2 separate regions of the Homo sapiens genome follow, and region 2 is linked to region 1. Evidence: chromatin loops called from intact Hi-C (ENCODE). Cell type or tissue: Calu3. All regions are shown on one strand. Links, peaks and the distances in the headings refer to the core of each region. The heading gives the core; the rest is flanking DNA. Region 1 overlaps LINC02253 (long intergenic non-protein coding RNA 2253). Region 2 holds the start of LOC105371006 (a long non-coding RNA gene).

Region 1 (10,874 bases), core at 3,719-6,218:
TGAAAGAAAATACATATGCAAGAATGGCAGGTTATATATAATAATATACCAGTTGAATACTCCAAAAACTGAGAGTTAGAAATACCACAATCAAAATGGAAGATTTGTACACTCAAATGATTTCTTACATTGTCATTTTTCTTTGAAGAAATAAGTTAAATATTTCTTTATGAACTATTTGCCACAAAAGGAATTGCTAATAAGTAAATGCTATACGTAATCTATCTCTTGAATTAAAATTTTAAACCATTTACAGTGAGTTTTCTCATTTTCTTTATGTTCTTGACAACCTTTTCTCCAAATCATTGAAAATGTTGGTATGGGGCTTTCAGATTCTGATTTTCCTGTCTGTAATAAGTGTATTACCATATGTCAATATTTCCCTATAATGCACTATCATTAAGCAAAATATTAATATTTTTATCATCAACCAACTTTTCATTTTCAAGTATGTTTGGAAAGCTTTGAATACCAGTTGATTTTTCTTTTTATTTTTAAATTTCTTTTAAATTTATCTTCTAAAGGTTTATAAATATTTTAATTTAAAAAATTGACAGATAACATTGTATTTTTTGTTGTGAGCCACATGATGTTTTGAAGTATTTATACATTATGGAATGGTTAAATCTATCCAAGTAACAAATACATACATCTTCCCATCCTCCCGTGTGCTCTAAATCCCCAGTCTCTGATAACTATAATTACACTCTGTTTCTATGAGATCAACTATTTTCGAGTCCACATATGAGAAAGATCATGCAGTATTTGTTTTTCTGTGCCTGGCATATTATACTTAGCATAATGTCCTTCAAGTTCATCCATGTTGTTGCCAATGGCAGAATTTCATTATTTTTTGTTGTTGTTGAATTGTATTCCTTTGTGTGTATGTACCACATTTTCTTTATCCATTTATTCATCAATGGGCACTTGTGTTGTCTCTATATCTTGGCTATTGTGAATAGTACTGCAATAAACACGGGAAGGTGGATATCTCTTTAATGTACAGATTTCATTTCCTTTGGATATATACTCAATAATGGGGTAGTTGGATCATATGGTAGTTCTATTTTGAATTTTTTGAGGAACCTCCATACTGTATTTCATAGCAACCGTATCATTTTACATTACAATCAACAGTGCATTTTACATTACAATAAACAATTCTAAGTTCTCCACATCCTCAGCAATACTTGTGTTGTTTTCCATTTTGTTTTGTTTTCATAATGGTCATGCTAACAGGTATAAGGTAAAATTTTCTTGTGGTTTTGATTTTTATTTCCCTAAGGACTAGTGATATTGAACATCTTTTTATATTCTCATTGGCCATTTGTGTATCTACTTTGGAAACTGTCTATTAAGTCTAGTGCTAATTTTTAAATTTGACTAATTGGTGTTTTTTGATGTTGAGTTATAGGAGTTTTTGCGTACTTGTGAGATTTATCCGTTATCAGATATGTGGTTTGCAAATTTTCTCTCATTCTGTCGGTTGCCTTTTAACTCTGTTGATTGTTTTGCTTGCTGCACAGAAGTTTTCAAGTTTGGTGCTATCATTTATCTATTTGTGCCTTCTTGCTAGTGCTTTTGATGTGGTAACCAAGAAATCATTGCAAAATCCAATGTTACAAAACTTTTTTTTCAACTTTGTTTTTCCCTAGGAGTTTTATGGTTTCAGGTTTTGAGGCCTTTAATCCATTTTGAGATAAATGTTGAATATGGTGTAAGGTAGGGTTCAAATTCATTCTTCTGCAAGTGAGTTCTACTGCTTGAGAAGTATCACTTTAGTTCACACTAAATATTCCCCGAGTAAATATCTACTTTAATAGTACTATAGTTGTATTTAAAATAACATTAATTAATAAACACATTAAGAAACTAGACATGAACAAAAATATCTAGAGTTGACTTATCCTTTATAAACTCCATTTTCTTCTTGAAAACAGGCACAATACAATAAGCAATTGCATTTTCAATAACAAACTCAAGCATTACGAATATACGTTAACTTTCCTACAGCTATTTGTTGAAGAGACTATTCTTCTCCATTACAAAGCCTTAGCAGTTTGTCAAAGATCATTTCATTATAAATGTTAACAGTTTTTGTAAAGCATTTTTTTCTGTTTTGTTTCATAGACCTATTGGTCTATCTTTATGCCATTACCATACTATATTGATTATAGTAGCTACGTAATATGTTTTGAAATTAGGAAATACGAGGGCTCCAGGTTTTTAAAATTTTTCTCAAGATTGTTTTGGCTATTTGGAGTCATTTTTTTTATTTCTGCAAAAATGTCATTGGGATTTTCACAGAGATTGCATTGAATCTGTAGATGACTTTGGGTACTATGTGCATTTTAAGAATATGAAGTCTTCCAATCCGTGAAAACAGGATGTCTTTCTATTTACTTATATTGTCTTTACTTTCTTTAGGCAATATTTTGTAGTTTTAGTGTACAGGTGCTTCACCTTCTAGGTTATAGTTTTTCCTAAGTATTTTTTCTTTTTGATACTATTATAAATGAATATTATTTTCTTTTCAGATTATTCATTGTTAATGTATGGAAATGTAATTGATTTTTGAATGGTGACTTGTATCCTCAACTTTGCTTAATACAGTGATGCCATTTGGTCCTGTGCTTTTCTTTGCGGGGGAATTTTTATTATTATTACTGATAAATTACTCGTTCGATCTCATTAGTTATAGATTTTTTATTTTTATCTCTTCATGATTCAGTCTTGGTTGGTTGTATGTTTCTATAAATGTATCCATTTATTCTATGTTATTTAATTTGTTGGCCTACTATTGTTCATATAGTTGTCTCTTATGATCCCTTTTCTTTCTTTTGCATTGGTTGTAATGTTTCCTCTTTTATTTCTAACTTTTGCTAACTGGGTCTCTACTTGTAGTCCAGCTAAAAATCTGCCAGTTTTGTTAAACTTTTCAAAGAACACACTTCATTTTATGGATTTTTAAATTGTTTTTCTATTCTTTGTTGAGTTTATTTCTGCTCTATTCTTCATTATTTCCTTCCTCTGCAAACTTCGGGTTTAGTGTTCTATATATGTCTGTTGGTCTAATTTGTTCATAGTGTTGTTCAAGTCGTCTATTTTCTTGTTGATCTCTCTGGTTGGCCTATCTCTTATTGAAAACAGGGTATTAAAATTTCCTACAATTATTATGTTGCTGTCTATATATCTCTCTATTTCTGTCAATGTTTGCTTCATATATATAAGTGCTCTGCTATTAGGTGCATATATAGTTACAATTGTTATATCTTCCTGGTGAATTAAACCTTTATAACAATATATTGTACTTCTTTGTCTCTTGTGATAGTTTTTGACTTAAGGCCTATTCTGTCTGATATAAGTATTGCCAACCCTCCTCTCTTTTGATTAAAATTTGCATGGAAAAATCTTCCATCTTCTTGTTTTCAACCTATGCATGTCTTTTTTATTTAAAGTCAGTCTTTTATAAACAACATATAGTTGGATCTTGATTTTTTAAAAATTTATTTAGCTACACTGTGTCTTTTGATTGATGAGTTTAACCCATTTATACTTAATTACTGAATTATTATTTCCATTTTGTTAATTGTCTTCTGTATGTATGGTATTAGTTTGGTCCCTCTTGTTCTCTCTTGCTGTCTTCCCTTGGGTTCATTGATCCTTTGTAGTGTCATGCTTTTATTTCTTTCTTAATTGATTTTGTTCATCTTCTATAAGTATCTTCTTTGTAGTTATCATGGGGATCCCATACAACATCGAGAATTGTAGCAATCTATTTTAAAATGAGAACCGCTTAGCTACAATTATATACAAAACTACTCTTTCAGATCTCCTTACCACATACTTGTTACTGATGTTACAAATTACATTTTAAAAAATATTTTGTATTCATTAACATTGTTTTACAGTTGTAGTTATGCTTATATTGCTTACATTTTTTACTTGAATTAAAAGTGCTGTATGCAACACCATTACAATATTATAGAATTCTGTATTTATCTCTATATTTGGCTTTACCAGAGAGCTTTATGTTTTTCTGTGCTTTTATGTTGCTACATAGTGTCCTTTTTGTTCAACGCCAAGGACTGTCTTTGGTAGTTTTTATGTAGGTCTGGTAGTGATGAACTCCCTCCACTTTTGTTCATCTGGGAAGTTATTTCTTTTTGGTTTATGAAAGATAGTTTTGACAGATACAGTTTTTATGTTTGGCTGCAATTTTTATTTATTTTTGCCTTTTGAATGTATCGTCCCACTCACTTCGGCCTCTAAAGTCTCTGCTAAAAAACCCACTGATAATCTTATGGCAGCTCCTTTCATGTGATGAGTTGCTTTTCTCTTACTAGTTTCAAGTCTCTCCTTTCACTTTTGTCAGTCTGAATATAATGTGTCTTGATTTGTACCTATTTGGGTTTTTCTTAGTTAAAGTTATTTGAGCTTCTTGAATTTAATGTGGTCTGTTTTCTTCCTCACATTTCAGATAATTTTGGCCATTATTTCTTCAAATAAACTCTCTGCTCTAATCTTTCTCTCTTCTCTTTCAGACTCTCACATAATGTGTATATTGGTCTGCTCGTGGGTGCTGGTACATCAATTAGACTTTCTTTACTTTTCTTCATTCTTTTTTCTTTTTATTATTATGACTTGATAATTTCAAATGACCTGTGTTAGAGTTTACTGACTTTTTTTTTTTTTTGCTTTGTGAGATCTGCTGTTGATCTGCTGTAGTGAATTTTTCAATTCACCTATTTTATTTTCCAGCTCTAAAATTACTTCGCTTTTTCTCATGTAGTTTCTATCTCTGTACATATTCTCATTTTGCTCATTTGTGGTTTTTCTGATTTCATTTAGTTGTCTATCTGGCATTCTCTTGCAGCACACTGAGCTTCTGTAAAGCAATGATTTTGAATTCTTTTTTAGATAGTTTGTAAATATCAATTTCTTTAGAGTCAGTTTCTAGAGATTTAGTTTGTTCCGTTAATTGGGTCATGTTCTCCTGTTTCTTCATGTGTCTTCTTATTTTTTGTTGTAATTTTTTTATTTGAAAAAACAACTAACACTTCGAGTTTTTACAGACTGATTTCATACAGGGGAATACCTTCATCAGTCAGCATGACTAGAGATTCAGAGGGCCTCTCAAACATGTTATGGAAATGCATTTTCTCTGAGCTTGTGCATGTAATTTCCAGATTAGAGAGATTTGCTGGTTTCTTTTTTAGGAGTTTGTGGGCTCTTGCTCTCTCTTGTGTCTGTCTGTGGTACTGCAGGTTCTCCAGAACTATATGCCAAGCTCTCTTTTGTTCTTTGCAGTCCCCAGGCATTCAAACTATGACAGCTCCTCATCAGTGCCCTAAGTCACATGAGACAAAAATCAGTCCCTTAGGTAGCCTCTTAAAAAGCTAAAAAATTGGACATATATTCGATTCTTCTCTTTCCATCTCATTGTAAAAGTCATTAGCAGGATACTTTTTCCCAATTGTGGTGAGCTGTTTTGGCCTTTGTCTACAGTGTGACAAGTACTGGCACTTCTGGCACTGCAAGAAGCCACTGAACTCTCTTTTGTACTAAGTGGCTACCAGTTATCCAAAGTATTTTGGTTCTATATCAGTACTCTGAGTCAGGTGAAAAAAATACCAGTCTCTTGGACAACCTTCCAAAAATCACACACACACACACACACACACACACACACACACACACACACGTTTTCTATTCCTGTATTTTTTTCTTTAAGCTAAATTAGAAGATGATTAGTTGCTTCAGGTTACAATTTATATAGGAATATTTTAAATATTTTTAGAGAAATATATTCACTTCATTAATGGATTTGGAAATAGATTCCTGAAATAGAAACTTGAAAAAATACTACACATTTACTTATTTAAAAAATCCATTTTATATTCTGCTTTGTTTTGAGAATGTAGTTTGAGTACAAACCAGATTATTTCTGTAAATATGGAGAAAATGTTCATCTTAGTGTATCAAATATAGTGAAAGAAACCAGAATTCCACTGCTTCAGAAGTATCACTTAAGTTCACATTAAATATTTTTCTGAGGAAATATCCAGTTTAATAATGCTATAGTTATATTTAAAATAACATCTTAATAAACATGATAAGGAACTAGAAGTGAACAAAAATATCCAGAGGTCACTTATTCTTTGCAACCTCGATTTTCTTTTTTTCTTTGTGTGTGTGTGAGAGACCAGAATTGTTTAAATACTCAAATCAATCTCCCCAAGCATTAGGGGAGCAGAGTTTTTAAGGATTACGTGGTGGATTGGGGGAAGCCGGTGAGCCGGGAGTGCTGATTGTTCAGGGATGAAATCTTAGGGAGTCAAAGCTGTCTTCTTGCGCTGAGTCAGTTCCTGGGTGGGAGCCACAAGATCAGATGAGCCAGTTTATTGATCTGGGAGGTGCCAGCTGATCCATCAAGTGCAGGCTCTGCCAAATATCTCAAGCACTGATCTTAGAAGCAGTTTAGGGAGGGTCAGAATCTTGTAGCCTCCAGCTGCATGACTCCTGAACTATAATTTCTAATCTTGTGGCTAATGTTAGTCCTACAAAGGCAATCTAGTCCCCAGGCAAGAAGGAAGTCTGCTTTGAGAAAGGACTCTAACCGTCTTTGTTTAAACTATAAACTATGTTTCTCCCGAAGTTAGTGCAGCCTATGCCCAGGAATGAACAAGGACAGTTTGGAGGTTAGAAGCGAGATGGAGTCAATTAAGTTAGATCTCTCACTGTCTCAGTCATCATTTTGCTATTGCGCTTTCGGTCCCTCCCTTTGGGTTTTATAACACCTTAATCTTTAGGTGTAGGCTATGAAGATGGGAAGAGGCTGTTGATCACTCTAGATTTTTCCTGCTTACAGGGGACATAGCGGGAATGGGAGTGAACCCCAAGGAGAGAAGAGTAGACCTGCTTCACAACTGTCTGAGTGTATTTATGCAGGCTTGGCTGGGCTTGCAAGGCTTGTGTGGTAAAAATATACTTTTATTTATGTTTCAGGATGATATTTAAGTAAACAGCATGTTTATAAGATAAATAACGAGTCCTAGGATGAGGACTACAATTCCCAATTTTAAAAGCAAAGATTTGAAAACATTAGTTTGGAGACTTCTAACCCACAATGAATTTAGAATTTAGTCTAAACTGCAGAAAAAACCTTAAGAACGGTTAACAACAGTGTACTTCAGTTTTTCTTTTGAAGCATACTTTTGTCTCCCTCCAGTCCCCATTTTTATTAAAAACAAATCACAATAGAACTGATTTGTTTACAAAAGAAACTTTAGTCTTACTGTATTTGGCCTGATTATTTGCATAAAGTGCAGCAAGAATAATTATTTTTTACTTAGGTTTTTTAAATTGGCTTTGTTAGAACTCTGTTCCATGAAGAATCTCAGATAACACTTATTAAAAGCCGAGCCCAGCCATGGGTCTGTACCCTCAAGTACCTATGAGTTGGGCAAATTCCTCTCCTCTTGAGGTCCCAAGGTAACTTGGGGTTCCTGGGCCTGTTAGAAAGTGACATTCTTTACTTACCACAGGTCAGGAACCTTGTACAGGTTCCTGTACAGGTATCTTGTACAGGTACTCTATGCGGACAAAGTATGAGGCCAGATGCCCCAATGGGCTTTAATTGGCTCTATAAGTCAACTTTGATTCTTTAAAGGAGGCATGCCATTCCAGTCAAAGCCTTGGTAAAATAACCAATTTCTCCAATTATATCCTGTTACAAAAGAAAACAGATTCTTATTGCACTTATGCAATTAACTGTACTGCCATAAATTGAGAATACTCACAAATAGTTTCCAAATTCTGGAGAAATCAGGTAGAGGGGAACAAATATGCTCCAAATTTTGTTCACAGGAGTATATTTTACTCACTTGTTAAAGTTGCAAATAGCTTTAAAGAAATAAGTTATCTTGACTCTGAAAACAAAAGGATCAGCAACGTTTAACACATCAGATCTCCATGAGACTCCTAGAAGTTTCATTTTTTCCTCTATTCAAATAGCACAATTTTTAAAGTTGTCTGAGACCTGCACTCACAGTCCTATATCTGATTATAAACTGCCTTTTGAAAAGGATCAAAACAAGACAAAATGTCTGTGGATGACAAGTAAATAGCCCCTATTAAAGCTACAGGTGACTAGGAATTTTGGTTACTTCTGTGGCATACAACAATTTTATATAACAATTATTATTAATAATGTACATTAAATCATATCAGAATTATAGAAGTTTCCCATAAATTTTGGAACACATACTAATAATATAATATTTATACAAATACAGTCCAAAGAAAACCAAACACCATTCACTCTTCTATTTGAAAGTTTTCCCTCTCTTCTAATGTCACAATCTCCAGAGTTATTAGTCAGAATCCTGCATTTAAGAGCACCTGTTAAATTTTATAGCTGATTATAAAACCATCTTTTAAAGAGGATGAAAATGAGACAACAATTGTCTGTGAATGACAAAAACACTTTTAGGCCAGCTGCAGTTAAAGACATGGTTGACAAGTAAATTTTTTACCTCTGTGGCACACAGTCATTTAACATAATAATTATAATTATTACAGATAGATAACATATACTAAGTCATATTAGAATTATAGGAGTTTTACTTAATTTCAGAACATACGCCTATAACACATTTACACAAATATAACCCAAAGAAAGCCAAACACCATTTCATATTTGGCAGTGCTTCCTGTATGATTTCTATACAAAATGAGCCAAATGTCATTTTTGGACTTTAGAGAACCTAATATCTAAAAGATTAGTCCAGAAAGAGACATACTTTATAATTTGATTTTGGAAAGTTTGTCAAATATCAAAGGTTTAAAACACTTGATATCACAAAATAGAATCCCAGGTTACCTTAAGTCATTCATTTTGGCCAAAATGATAACTCTAAATAAGCTTTAAAAAAGAAAACCTTTACTCTAGTAGAGGAGACTTAGCTTTCCAAGCAACATCCAATAAAGGTAGCATGAGGCTAAATTTGTCTTTTCTCTCTCCTCCTTTTTTTCCCTGCCATTTACCCATGGGAGAGAAAGCAAAAGTCTTTCATTATCTTTTAATGTTACACAAAAATCGTCTTCAAAAGAGAAAAACAAATTTCATGTTTGCATTAGTGCATCCTTAACGTAAAAGCTAGTTTTTTAAATAAAATTTTGTATCTCTGTCCAGTTTTAATTAGTTTGAACATAAGATTTCAATACACTTTTTAGATCCCTTTACAATTTTCCATCAAACAGCAGGTCAATTTTCTAAGAAAACCCTGTTTTTCGGACACATGGGCCCAGATTCTGGCCTTACAACATCATTATCTTAATGTTTTAATCTGCAGATAAAAGCTAAATAATTTCTTTTAAATTTTAGCCAATTTGTTTATACCCACAGAATTTTTTTATCAGATCAATCCTTTTTACAAATCCTTTTTACTTTGCTTAAACCTTCAGTTTTCTTCCGTTACTCTTTTAGGTTAAGACAATCTTTAAAACCCTCTGAACTAGACAAAATTACATTCCCTTTAACAAAAGCCATATTCCTATGCCTTCTTATAATCTTTTACCAAAAACACATTCCCTACACACCTTGTTTGTAAAATTGTCTCTCCAGTGGTCTCAATTGCATGTTACAATGTTAACTCTTAGCAACTTTTATTTTTAGTGAAAAACCTGATAAGTAAGTGATTTTAATTATGTACCAGGGATGGAGCCTAGGAAATCAGACAGAAATGAAGATAAAGTCTGACTCTTTTTAGCATATCTAGAGGGGATGGCTCTCCATATGTCCCCAGGCTTATCTATAATCTAATGCTCCAAAGTAGGTAAATCGAACAATTTTCAAAAGTCAAAGAAATAATTTGACCTTAAAGCATTTAGCAAATCTGATCTCTGACCTTAATTTAGACCAAATGTCTACATTTTCAAGGCTTTTTATTTACCAATAATCTTTAAAAGTGTCTTTATTTCCAAAAGATTACTAAAGTCACGAGAACAAAAGGCATTAAAGTTTCTATTTTTGTGACAAAATATTTAAGTGCTTATCTTTCTAAGCCAATTAATCAGAGCTCTTTTATATATAAATGCCACACACACACACAACACATACAGGTAGAAGATTTGGCATTTGCAAGATTTTTCATTTGCCAGTTTCTTAATTGGATCACTGGCTTCAGGGTGGAGCCCTTGGAGGAAGAGGGCCAGGAAAGCATTTCTGGGGCCAAATAAGCAGCAAATAAAGAGCTGAAGGCAAAGACAAACCCCCAGAGTTAAGTGCGCCATTTTATACTGGATCCTGGATCCCCAAAAGGAGGGAAATATTACGGGAGAAGACAGTGTGGTGCTTTTACCGACGGTGCATTTCATAGCAAGGCAACCCAAAGCTAATCAGCCCATTTTGTAATTAGACCATCACCCATGGGAGTCTCATCTCTCAGTGGGGGGTGGGGATGTTTCCATATCTTCCAGGTGGTCAAGAGCATGCTTCTCTGATCCAAGTGTGCAAAGAGTCAAGTGTCCCTTCATAACTACTATTAGGCATCCCCTATAGCATGTTTTCTACCTAGTTATTACACACCAAAGCTCTCATAATGAGAAGTAATTTTTGATACCCTAAAACCTCTTTCTCTTCTAGAAAATAAGCACAATACAATAAGTAATTGCATTTTCAGTAACGAATTCAAGCATTACATATTTTTGTTGATTTGAAAACACTTTGGACAAGGGTGATGGGAGGGCAGTGGCCTAAAAGAACTAATGAGGAAGCAGGAACCAGGGAGATGCCAAAAAAATTACTATCAGAAAGGATATTTGTTAAGTGACATCATAAACATGAAGTCAAACATATGCCATAGTGTGTA
Region 2 (10,874 bases), core at 2,878-5,377, 71 kb after region 1:
AAGGGAACTGAGTCACAACACAGGAAAAGCTCAAGATCACAGAGCAAGCGAATGACAAAATTGGGAAAAGTGCTTATCTTGTTTTTATTCCAATTTCCTTTCTTCATTTAATGTTATTTCATTCAAAATAACAAAAAAAAGAGCTTTTACAAAATGATGAGCCATTTAAAAAACTTCGCTTTTGCTTGCAGTGTCTAAGAGAGGAAACAGGATTAATACATATAAGTCATGTTTAAACTACAGATGTTTTTAAAAAGGGCATTTTGGATGACTCTCAGTTAAACTAAAAATTCAGTTAAAGTAATCTATTCTGGCTGGTTATGTTTTTACAGTAATAACAACTACAATAAGACCTGACCTTGAATTTCCACAGTGTCTTTCTTTTCCAGAGTTCGAAATGCCATCACAAAAGTGATCTGACATGCTAGTGAGGGGACTGAGAGCATTTGTTGTAGAGAATATCTATTCAGAGTAGGCTGGGCCTGCTATTGACTCTTAAAATTAAGATAATCAATGAATCTGCATTGTGGCTCATTCACTGTCATGCTCAGCAGCAACCTTCATCTGGAGGCATTTAATTCATTTAGTGTTCTAAATATATCATATGCTGTACAAGCCATTTTATAAAAGGAATTCTATGAACTCTACATTAAGCCTTATATTCCTACCAATGCAATATAAATATTAAGGATTTTCTTCCTACTTGTCATGCTAAAGCTAGTGCTAAATGCTTTAGCTAGCAAGTAATATTGAGACACCAAAACACTTAATTTACTACAGGTAACCTTATTTCCTGAGATACTAAACACAGATAAACTTTTCTTTTAACCCCTCAGCTAATTCTTTCTGCCACCCATTCTAACCAGGGAGCATATTAATTACTCTCATTCATCATAAGTTTGGCCTTATGAATAAATAATACATCTACTTTTCTCTAAAAAATGTAATAACTTTTAAGTCTTTCCAAGAAGAGGGTTCCCATCCTTCCTTTAGTTGGAGACACAACCCCATTGACTTAGACGGAAGATCCTAGTGTAACAGGCACATTGTGTTCATTGACTTGCTTGGCCAACTGAACAATCCTTCGCATTCATCAAGCAAACTTGGCCTCTACGTGAATATGGGCACCAGCAAACCTGGCCTCTGTGGAGGATTATAAGGGAATTTCAGATGATTGGTACTCTGCTTCAGTTTAATCGCATCGCTGTAGTTTGGAGGTCAGGTCCTGAGTCAATTAAATTACTTTTGCAAAGTCACAGAAACTGTAGATTTTTTTCCCAAGATTTAAAATAGTGCTGACTACAGAGTAACTAAATAGGAAATAAGTTGTAATAACAATAACAAACTGAGAATTGGAGTGAGGAATGAGTGAAAAATGCAACTAAATAATCAGGCATTCAAGCAGCAGTTTTAAAAATAAAATCGTATGGCCATTTTATATGCCCATTTCATTCTTCTTTGCAGCTATCATTACATATATTTCTGTTATATAAAATATTGGTCACATGGAAAACACGTATATACATTTAAACATATAATATGTTTGAAATAAAATTTAATGAAGTCCCAGAAAATGTTTTATCAGATTCTGAGGCTTTTGGAAGTGTATTCCCAGTGGGAAAGGAAGATGTTAGAAGGCTTTTTGTTTAAACTGTTAAAATTCCAGGATTCTTTCATGAAATGACAGCTAGAACTTTGAACAGAGCTCAGATTTCTTGGCAGAATCTTCAAACTGGAATATGCCTGGGAAGTTCCCTTGATAGCAAAAGTTGTAACCGATCTTGTGACTGAATTTCTGAGAGTTTAAAATATATTTGCTGAGTGTTATTGTCTGTACCGACAATATTATTGAGATATGGCAAGTTTATAACTAGATTAAATTCTAGAATAGAAAGACCTGCAAGTGGCAAAAATCACTGTCCATGATCAGTTTCAAAAAAAGTTTGTTTAAAATTACCTCCTGCTTTAATCATTTAAAAGAAATGAGAGGATAGCAAAGGAAAGGAAAGAGGAAAAAGTACCCATAAGCCAGAAATGTATCCATAAGTTTGATTAGCTATTTCACAGCCATATTATTGCTTCCCTTAATGCTAGTCATAAAAATGAAGAAAGTTGCTTTCCTTGTGGTGTAGTTCAATAGTCAAAATTTGTACCCTCTCAATTTAAATTTATAATTGTTATTTAATCCTAAAAACTTATCTATGGTTACAAAATTGAGGAATACTGCATCACCACTAAGAATATTTTTGATTATCATCATTAGTACCATTGTCATTATTTTCTATCTGGTGAGATGGAGGAAGTAGCACTGCATAAAATCATAAAAGGACCTCTTTATGCTTTCTATTTCTCCTAGGCAGGTATTTATTATAATAAACTGGACTTGCATATACAAACAGAAATCAACATCCTCTTAAAGATATCAATAAGAAAATCTATCATTAATCTGCTTTAGACCAATTATTCTCTATCAAATAGCATGTGAGCAATGCTGTGTTTTCATCACTTAGATTTTTTCATAGTCTGGGTTGGATCCTGTTCTAATCTTGCACAGTTAGAAGTTTTAATGGTTTCCTTATTATTGGTGCCATACATCTTTTCTCTTTTTCTTACTACCCTCCTTTAAAATAAAAAGTTACATCTGTTTATGATATTTATTGATATATAGGCACACATTTATATATAAATATATTATGAGAAATAAAAATAGTTAAACTATCCATGTGGCATAAAATTTAGAAGATACAAAAGGATATTTATTAGAAAATAAGTCTATTTTTCTCCTTGCTCACCAGGCATCCAGATTCCCAGAAACTGTCATAAGTTTCTTGGATAATTTTTTTTAAAACTTTCAATGCATTTGCAAGCATAAATGTGTATGTAGTTATAGGTGAGTTTATACATTTTTAATACTCTCAGGCATTACACAGTTTTCAGTAATGTGTATGTGTGTGTAATCATAGACACAGATTTTAGAGATGATTCCCTAAAACAATCTAAAGATTTGTCTCATTATTTTTAAAGTTGGCACAGCATTCCAATGTAACTATAACCTCAGTATTTTAAAGTGCTTTCATTTGTCTCATGATTCTTGCCCTAAATCCAGTCTTTCTTAAATTAAGACTATGATTATTTTGTTTGCCCTATCTTTATAGAGGATCTCCCTCCAAATTGAATAAACTAATAGTTGTATTTTTATTCTTAGATTTAAGGATTTACTGAGCATAAACTTTCATGTTGTTGAATATATTGTTGGTTGTCTACCCAATGGCCATCCCCTACCCCTTTTATTTCCTTTGTCTCATGATAGAAGCAGAAAATTCTGGCTACTCCTCTCTAGATTCCTGTAGGGCAGAAGTTAGCTATGTGAGCAAGCAAGTCCCAGTAAAAAGAATGTCTTCCAGGAAAGTTCTGGGAAGCACTGTTTTCAAAGCTAAATGAAATGGTGTGCATGAGGAAATCCATGATGATCTTATTTCTTTGAAAGATGCATGTGAATGAAATGCTTGGAACTACCTTGCATCCTTGATGTGACAAGGCTGCAGATAGCATGATAAGGGTGTCTGTGTGAAAAGAGGAACAAAGTTCTCTTTGAGTCACAATTCCACATTCATTTATCTCCAGATTTCTTGTTATGTGTGAAAAATAAACTTTATATGACTTTTAGTTGGACATTTTGTTACTAGCAAAGACATTTGAACTGACAATGTCTCTAACATACTGCTAAGCACTGTGCATATGCTCTTTGTATCTGTTTAAGATAGACACCATATTTTTCTGTATTACTCTTGCAGTTGTTTACTTGTTGAGTGTTGTTGTCTATTTTTTTGTTGTTGTTGTTGCTATCAAGGAATACCTGAATCTGGGTAATATATTTTTAAAAAGTGGCTTATTTGGCTTATAGTTCTGCAAGCTGTATAAAATACATGGCACCAGCCTCTGCTTGATTTCTGGTGAGGGCCTCAGGCTGCTTCCACTCATGGTAGAAGGCAAAGTGGAGCTGGCTGTGCAGAGATCACATGGTAAGAGAGGAAGCAAGCGAGATGGGGTTAGGTGCCAGACTCCTTTCAACAAACAGCTCTCTAGAGAGCACTTAGAGAACTAATAGCGGGAGAATGCACTCACCTCCAACAAGAAAGGGCATTAATCAATCTGTCACTGAGAGATCCAGTTCCATGACTCACACACCTCCCATTAGGCCTCACCTCCAATTTTGGGAATTAAATTTCAACATGAGATTCGGAGGGAATAAACATCTAAAGTATAGCATTACCTAACAGACATTTTTACTGGAATCTTGTGTTAAAAGTTACTTTGGTTATGATCGCTTATAACCATTAGTGAATAATATCTGTCTTTATACTCTGTGATAAAATAAAGATAATAGCTATTAGCAGAACTACTGATGACTTTTTAATAACAGACTTTAAAATTCAAAAAATATTTATGAATAGGAGTAAAATATTGCTACATAAAATTTCATTCTCCCTAATTCTCTTTATCTTGGCAAAAAGGCTGATTTCCTTTGTGAAATGAAAATGCCTAAGAAGCATAAAAGACCATAATGACATGGCTTTTTAAAATTGTGTTTTATGATACTAATGCATTAAGTGCAAGATAAGCTGCATTTATGGGGTTTCTTTTAGTATTTTGGAGAGACAATACTCATTAAAGGTCAATAACATTGCTTGTTTTTTAAAATAATAGAATGTATTTTATGTCAGTCTTTTTCTTAAGAAATGGAATGAAGATATTAAGAAAAAATGTGATTTCAGTAAAAGTATATCTGACTTCTGTCTCCTGAATACCTATAGACTTTGGAAGGGATACCGAGCAGTGATTTGGCCAGAAGTTCTGGCTAGGTACTCTCCAGCATGATGATATAAAACAGGAAGTGCTGACATGGCAAACCCCAGACAAGTCTTTTGGAAAAAGAAGAGTCAAGTCTCAGCCACAAAAATCAGCACATAGCATAAGGGCAGGGGCATCTGGATTTCTCCAAGAAGCCATGGCCAACCTCAGACAAGATTTGAATGGGGTATAGGTCAGAAACAAGAAAGTATGTCCTGGATGTTTACTGTGAATAATTCTATCTGCAGGCGCGTAGATGGCAAATGAACATGCTAGAGTGCAATAACAAAACACAGTCTAAGCAAAAAGGAATTCTGCATTCAGAAATTGACTTACGAAAGGATCATGCTTTATGGATAATTCTTCAGACCCTCACTTTATTCTGTTCTCTGAAATGGTAGAGATAAACAGTGAAACAAAGCAAAATACAAGGAAATATATACCATATCTTATAATAAAAGTCAAAGTGAATAGCTACTCTACAAGATCCACTTCATGAGGAGCTGGATGGTAGCCTCTCCATCTAGAAAGAGGTCAGATGTAAACAACAAGGATTGTTGGATAAAAGTGCCATTGAATAATTTTAAAGGAAGAATTAGATGGGACTAATGCAGTCACTTCGTATTTGTTTGATAGTCATGAAGCTGTAAAATTCACTGAGAAAGAATGCACAAACATTCTATTGCAGTTAATTATGTAGCAGTACTATGAAAATAACTATTAAATTTTAGAGTCATAAATATTTTTACTGCTACAATTAGACAGTGGAAAAGAATTGTTACTATTCACTGGCATTCTTCAAAGTTAATCTCCATGATTCTGTTTTATAATGCATTTATGACAGCATAATCTCATCTCCACTATGTAAATTGAGTTGGATCTTATTTTCTTCTTTCATTTGCGGCACATTTTGCTGGTGGTGGCTGGATGAATGTTTAGGGGAAAGATGGTTTTGTTGCCCTCCAGCCCTTGAATGTCTGGTATAGCACAATCAGGGAATCGGTGTCACATTAAAGCAATTCTTATAATATAATCAAAGTTCTCGTGTTGTACTCTCCTTCAGATGAAACAAACTAATGAAATATATTGACCCTGTTCACGCACTTCTGAAGCAAAATGACTAAGAGGTATCGAGACGACATGAAATACATTGACATTGATTGTGAAGTCGGCATTTCCCAGTCACATTGGGGGCTGATTAAAGTGTCACATTGACAACGTAGCCCCTTTTGAACAGGAAATTAATACCAGCTTGGTGGCAAAAAGATTCTTCTTCCAAAAGGAAACTTGCATCGTCTTTAATGCTTCTTAGTAGAAAAAAAAAAAAAAAAAGAGGTCACATATTTTACACTAGCGTGGCCTTCAGTTTTCTTGTTATGAAATAATAATCAGGAATGTCAACACTGTAGTTACGTTAAAAAAAATAGGATGCTGGCCTGTTGCGGTGGCTCATGCCTGTAATCCCAGCACTTTGGGAGGCTGAGGCAGGCAGATTGCTTGAGGTCAGGAGTTCGAGACCAGTCTGGCCAATATGGTGAAACCCCATCTCTACTAAAAATAATAAAAAATTAGTCGTGCCTGATGGCGTGTGCCTGTAATCCCAGCTACCCGGGAGGATGAGGCAGGGGAATTGCTTGAACCAGGGAGGTGCAGGTTGCAGTGAGCCGAGATCGCACCACTGCACTCCAGCCTGGGTGACAGAGCAAGACTCTGTCTCAAAAAAAAAAAAAATTAGGATGCCTATTGTGTTTAATGTTTATTTTGGTTATGAATAATACTAACAAATGAAGAGACAAAATAGAAATTTTTGAATCTTTCACTAACTCATTTGAGTGGGAATTTAGTTTAAATGCTAAAAGATTAAAACATGAATATTATGTAAATATGTAAGCTTTATTTCTTATATATAGGATAAGAAAAGAACATACGTAATAATTCTTAAATTCTGGTTGTTTGATGTTGTAGCCACACATTTAATTTCATTGGCAGTAAATTTCTGTTTGTAGAAGCTACCACTTACCACTGTTCTAGAATTCATAATGTAAAAGAATCTCCAAGATAAAGATCAAAGTGTGGACACACCTGATTTGCTAAGCGCTAACATCCTGTTCCCCCTTGTCGGGGGGAAGGAAATTATTACTCTAAGTTTCAGGTTTTCCATTGCTTCATTAATTTCCCTTCCACCCTTGTTTAATAATTCACTCAGTAGATAATACAATGTTGGCATACCTTACCTTAGTAGATGAGTAACTGTTGGTTGTGTACGAGAGGCATTTTGCTAGGTGCTCTCTGGCAGAAGTCGTATGGGAGGGATGAGACAGATGAAAAAGGTGGGATGAGGAGGCGTGTGACTAGGGCTGTCTTTCTGAAAGTCCAGCCATGGTAAAATCAAAAAGTAGGCATGCAGGCCTGAGCTCCTGTTGCCTGAATCAGAACCCAGATTCAGCATTGTTCCTACATTATTTACCTTCCCCTTTGCTGACCTTTTGTCGCCGTCACTACTGTGCTACAAAAATTGGATGGCAGTTTCCATCTGTGGTTGTTCTCTTCTCTTGCCCTTTCCCGCAAAATGGCCTCTGGTTATAATTTGATAGTTTTTGTCACTGCGTGTAATAACGAAGAGAGTAAGTATTAGGAATCAATATTTCAGTCCACCCCCAGCCCCATTACAATTGCTCTCCACTTTGAGTAGATTTTATTTGGACCTCCCTGCTTCTCTTCTTACTAATTTGCTTTAAAAGCTCACTGTCTAGCTGATAAAAATGCCTGCTCTACTTCTAAATGCACACACATAAGCACAGAGAGCTGTTTTCTTCATCTGCTAATTTGTAATACTAGAGAGAAAATGAAAAATGATAAAAAAGAAAAAAACTCAAAGGAAATACAGCTTCTTATTCTAGTTATGCCTTCAATACTTCCAGCCTTCAGAATTTAGATTCCACTAACACATAAGTTCAGGCTTCCCAGTATGAGTTGAGAGAATATAGTTTGTTTTTTTTTTTAAAGTGCAGTACAGCTGCTGTGAGGAGTGATACTAAAATATTCTGATAGTTATCCTTAGCTCTGACAGTTAAAACAAAATTTATTGTTGAGTTTCAGGAGTTCTCTATATGCTCTGAATATTAATCTATTTTCTGATGTGTGAACTGCAAATATTATTATCTCCCATTCTGTGGCTTGCCTGTTTACTCTGTTGATATTGTCTTTTGATGTATAATTTTTAAAAGTTTTCATGAAGTTCAATCTGTCTATTTTTTTCTTTGGTTGCCTGCACTTTTGGTGTCATAGCCAAGATCTCATTGTTAAATCTAATGACATGAAGCTTTCCCCCTGTGTTTTCTTCTAAGTCTTTTATAATTTAGCTCTTAGGAGCTAAATTAGGCTGTGGATCTGTTTTGTGGACAAAGGACTTGATTAGTTGTTTCTCCAAACATATACAAACAGCCAGTGAAGATACAAAAAGATGCTCAAAAACCACTAATCATGGGGGAATGCAAATCAAAACTATAAGATCCTACTTCATATACATTAGGATTGCTATCATAAAAAACACATAAAATAACAAGAGTTTCTGAGAACATGGAGAACTTGCAACCCTTATGCAATGCTGTTGGGAATGAACAATGGTACAGCTGGGATGGAAAGCAGTATGGTGGTTTCTCAAAACATTTAAATTAGAATTACCACATGATCCCTAATTTTCACCCCATAACCAAAAGTATTAAAATCAGGGACACTATATTTGTACCACTGTGTTCATAGCAGCATTATTAGCAATAGCTGAAGGTAGAAGCAACCCAGGTGTCTGTCAGAAGATGAATAGATAAACAAAATGTGATCGTAGATAAAGTGGAATATTATACAGCCATAAAAAAGAAGGAAATTCTGACACATGCTACAATGTAGATGAAGCTCGAAGACATTGGGAAAAGTTAAATAAGCCAGGGACAAATGTGGATGATAGCACCAAATGAAGTATTTGGAGTAAAGTCAGAAAGAGAAAGCAGAAGGGTGGTAGCTAGGAACTAGGGGAAACGTAATAAGAATTTATTGCTTAGTGGGTACAGAGATTCAGTTTTGTGAATGCACTTCATGCCATTGAGCTGTGTACTTAAAAATGATTAAAATGGTGAATTTTGTGTAACGTGTCTTTTAACACAATTTTAGAAATAAGCTGCAATTTAGATTTTGACGAATTCTAGGGCAGGAGAAAGGTTAGCTCTTTGGTTAATTAATCAATCAATAAATTCATTCTGTACTCATTATTTATATTACTAGATACGCTAAATATAAAGAATTTAAAGTGTGAGATAAAATTGCTGTGCTCTGGGTCTTATACTCTGAAGAAGAATCAAGTAAAGAAGCAGTTACTAAATATAAAATTTGAAGATTATGGTATATACACTCCAGAGGCCCCTGTAAAAGATGATCTGTTGATATAATAGAAATCCTATCTTAATTTATTTTTAATATAATTTTTATATATAACTCATATATCATGTAATTCACCCATTCAATGTGTAATATTTTCAGTATATTCAGAGTTAAGCAACCATCACCACACTCAATTTTAGAACATTTTCACACCAAAAAGACATTTTCTACTCATTTGCAGCTGCTGTTCATTTTCCTTAACCCTACCTCCGTCCCTGGCACAGACATAGGTAACCTCCAAACAACTTTCTGCCTCTATCTACTTTCTATTTCTTTAGATTTGCTTATACTGGACATTTCACATAAATGAACTCATCCTGTATATGGTCTTTTGTGACCAGCATCTTCTACTTCGCATATTTTTAAGTTTTATCCACATTGTAACATGCATGTGTACTTTATTCCTTTTATTGCTAAATAATATTCTATTGAAAATACTACATTGGATTTATTCATTCATCAGTTGATGATCATTTGGACTTTTTCCCACTTTTTGGCTATTACTAATAATATCTCTATACACATTCATGTATAAGGCTTTTCGTATGGACATATGGTGTCAATTCTCTTATGTGTGTACTTAGGAATGATAACTGTATGCTTATCCTTTGAAGAACTGCCAGATTATATTCCAAGTGGCCTCATCATTTTACATTTCTACCAGCAAAGGATGAGGGTTCCAATTCTCTATATCTTTGATAGTACTTGCAGTTACCTGTCTTTTTTATTATTGTCATCCTAATGGGTATGAAGTGGCATCACATTGTGGTTTTGATTCGCATTTCCCTCTGATTCATTTTCATGAATCCTTTAACATTTATTTTCTTGTGGAACTTTTTAATTAAACAGAATGCTTTGACGTAGTAATACATGTGTGTTTTAGGTGTATGTGTTTGTGTGATAAAGATGCATAATCAAAACTCTTCATTGATGTGTTGTATGATTAAAAATTTGGAGAATGAGAAACTAAGCAGTGAGCGTTCAATATTAAGGAAACTGAGAGTATGGTGAAAATAGCAATAAAAGAGTTCCTAGAGGAAGTTATTCTGGGTGGATATGTACCTGTCAGGCAGTGGAGGAAGACAAGGAAACATTACAGGATAAATGGGTAACATTTAAAAATATCAACAGAAATGTGAGATAATTTGTCAGCCTTGGTGAATTTCAAATATTCTGAAATTACTTGGAAGTGCACAATGCGCTGTAGGGAGTGATAATGTGTGATTCTGCAAGGGAAAGCGGGACCTGTGTGTGAGAGTTCATTCATGTTCTGCTCTCCTCACGTGCAAAAGGGAGGCTGAAGATATTGAGGCTGAGAATGACACTATTTTATTAAAAATTATCCCCACAACTGTTTCGAAAATAATAAATGATGGTTAGTCCAAAGGCAGAGTTATCAATTCAGATGAGAAATAATTAGGACTCAAACAATGTTAGTGCTTTATTATTACTTAGGTTTTAAGTTCTCCTCCATTAAAAATCTTCATCTTGACCTTTGTTGATTTCTAAGCCATTTCTCACTTGTTTTACTATATTACTTGTAATAGGTTTTATTATTAATTTCTACATAAATATGTATCTTTTTGAAA

Evidence for each region. Hi-C counts contacts between places; a loop is a spot of excess contacts. Peaks named below come from ENCODE experiments on the same cell type or tissue, not always from the same donor. Only the 100,000 strongest peaks of a DNase experiment are listed, where the experiment ranks them.
Region 2: it touches region 1 in a loop (3-fold over the local background); 4 of 110 quality-filtered maps call a loop at or near these places.

Annotation. Positions count from the first base shown.
Region 1 is chr15:97,240,716-97,251,589 of GRCh38, forward strand. The region is part of intron 2 of LINC02253 (long intergenic non-protein coding RNA 2253); the gene reads left to right. Among named protein-coding and RNA genes, the nearest start is that of LINC02253, 12 kb to the left of the region's middle. In Calu3, for the core only: a CTCF peak has its summit at 5,263; a DNase peak (open chromatin) is centred at 5,256.
Region 2 is chr15:97,312,457-97,323,330 of GRCh38, forward strand. All of the region lies in intron 3 of LINC02253 (long intergenic non-protein coding RNA 2253), which reads left to right. LOC105371006 (a long non-coding RNA gene) reads right to left here and starts at 6,865. Exons shown (of 4, transcript NR_188334.1): 1 at 6,780-6,865; 2 at 5,188-5,240. In Calu3, for the core only: no CTCF peak of the experiment used is centred there; a DNase peak (open chromatin) is centred at 4,105.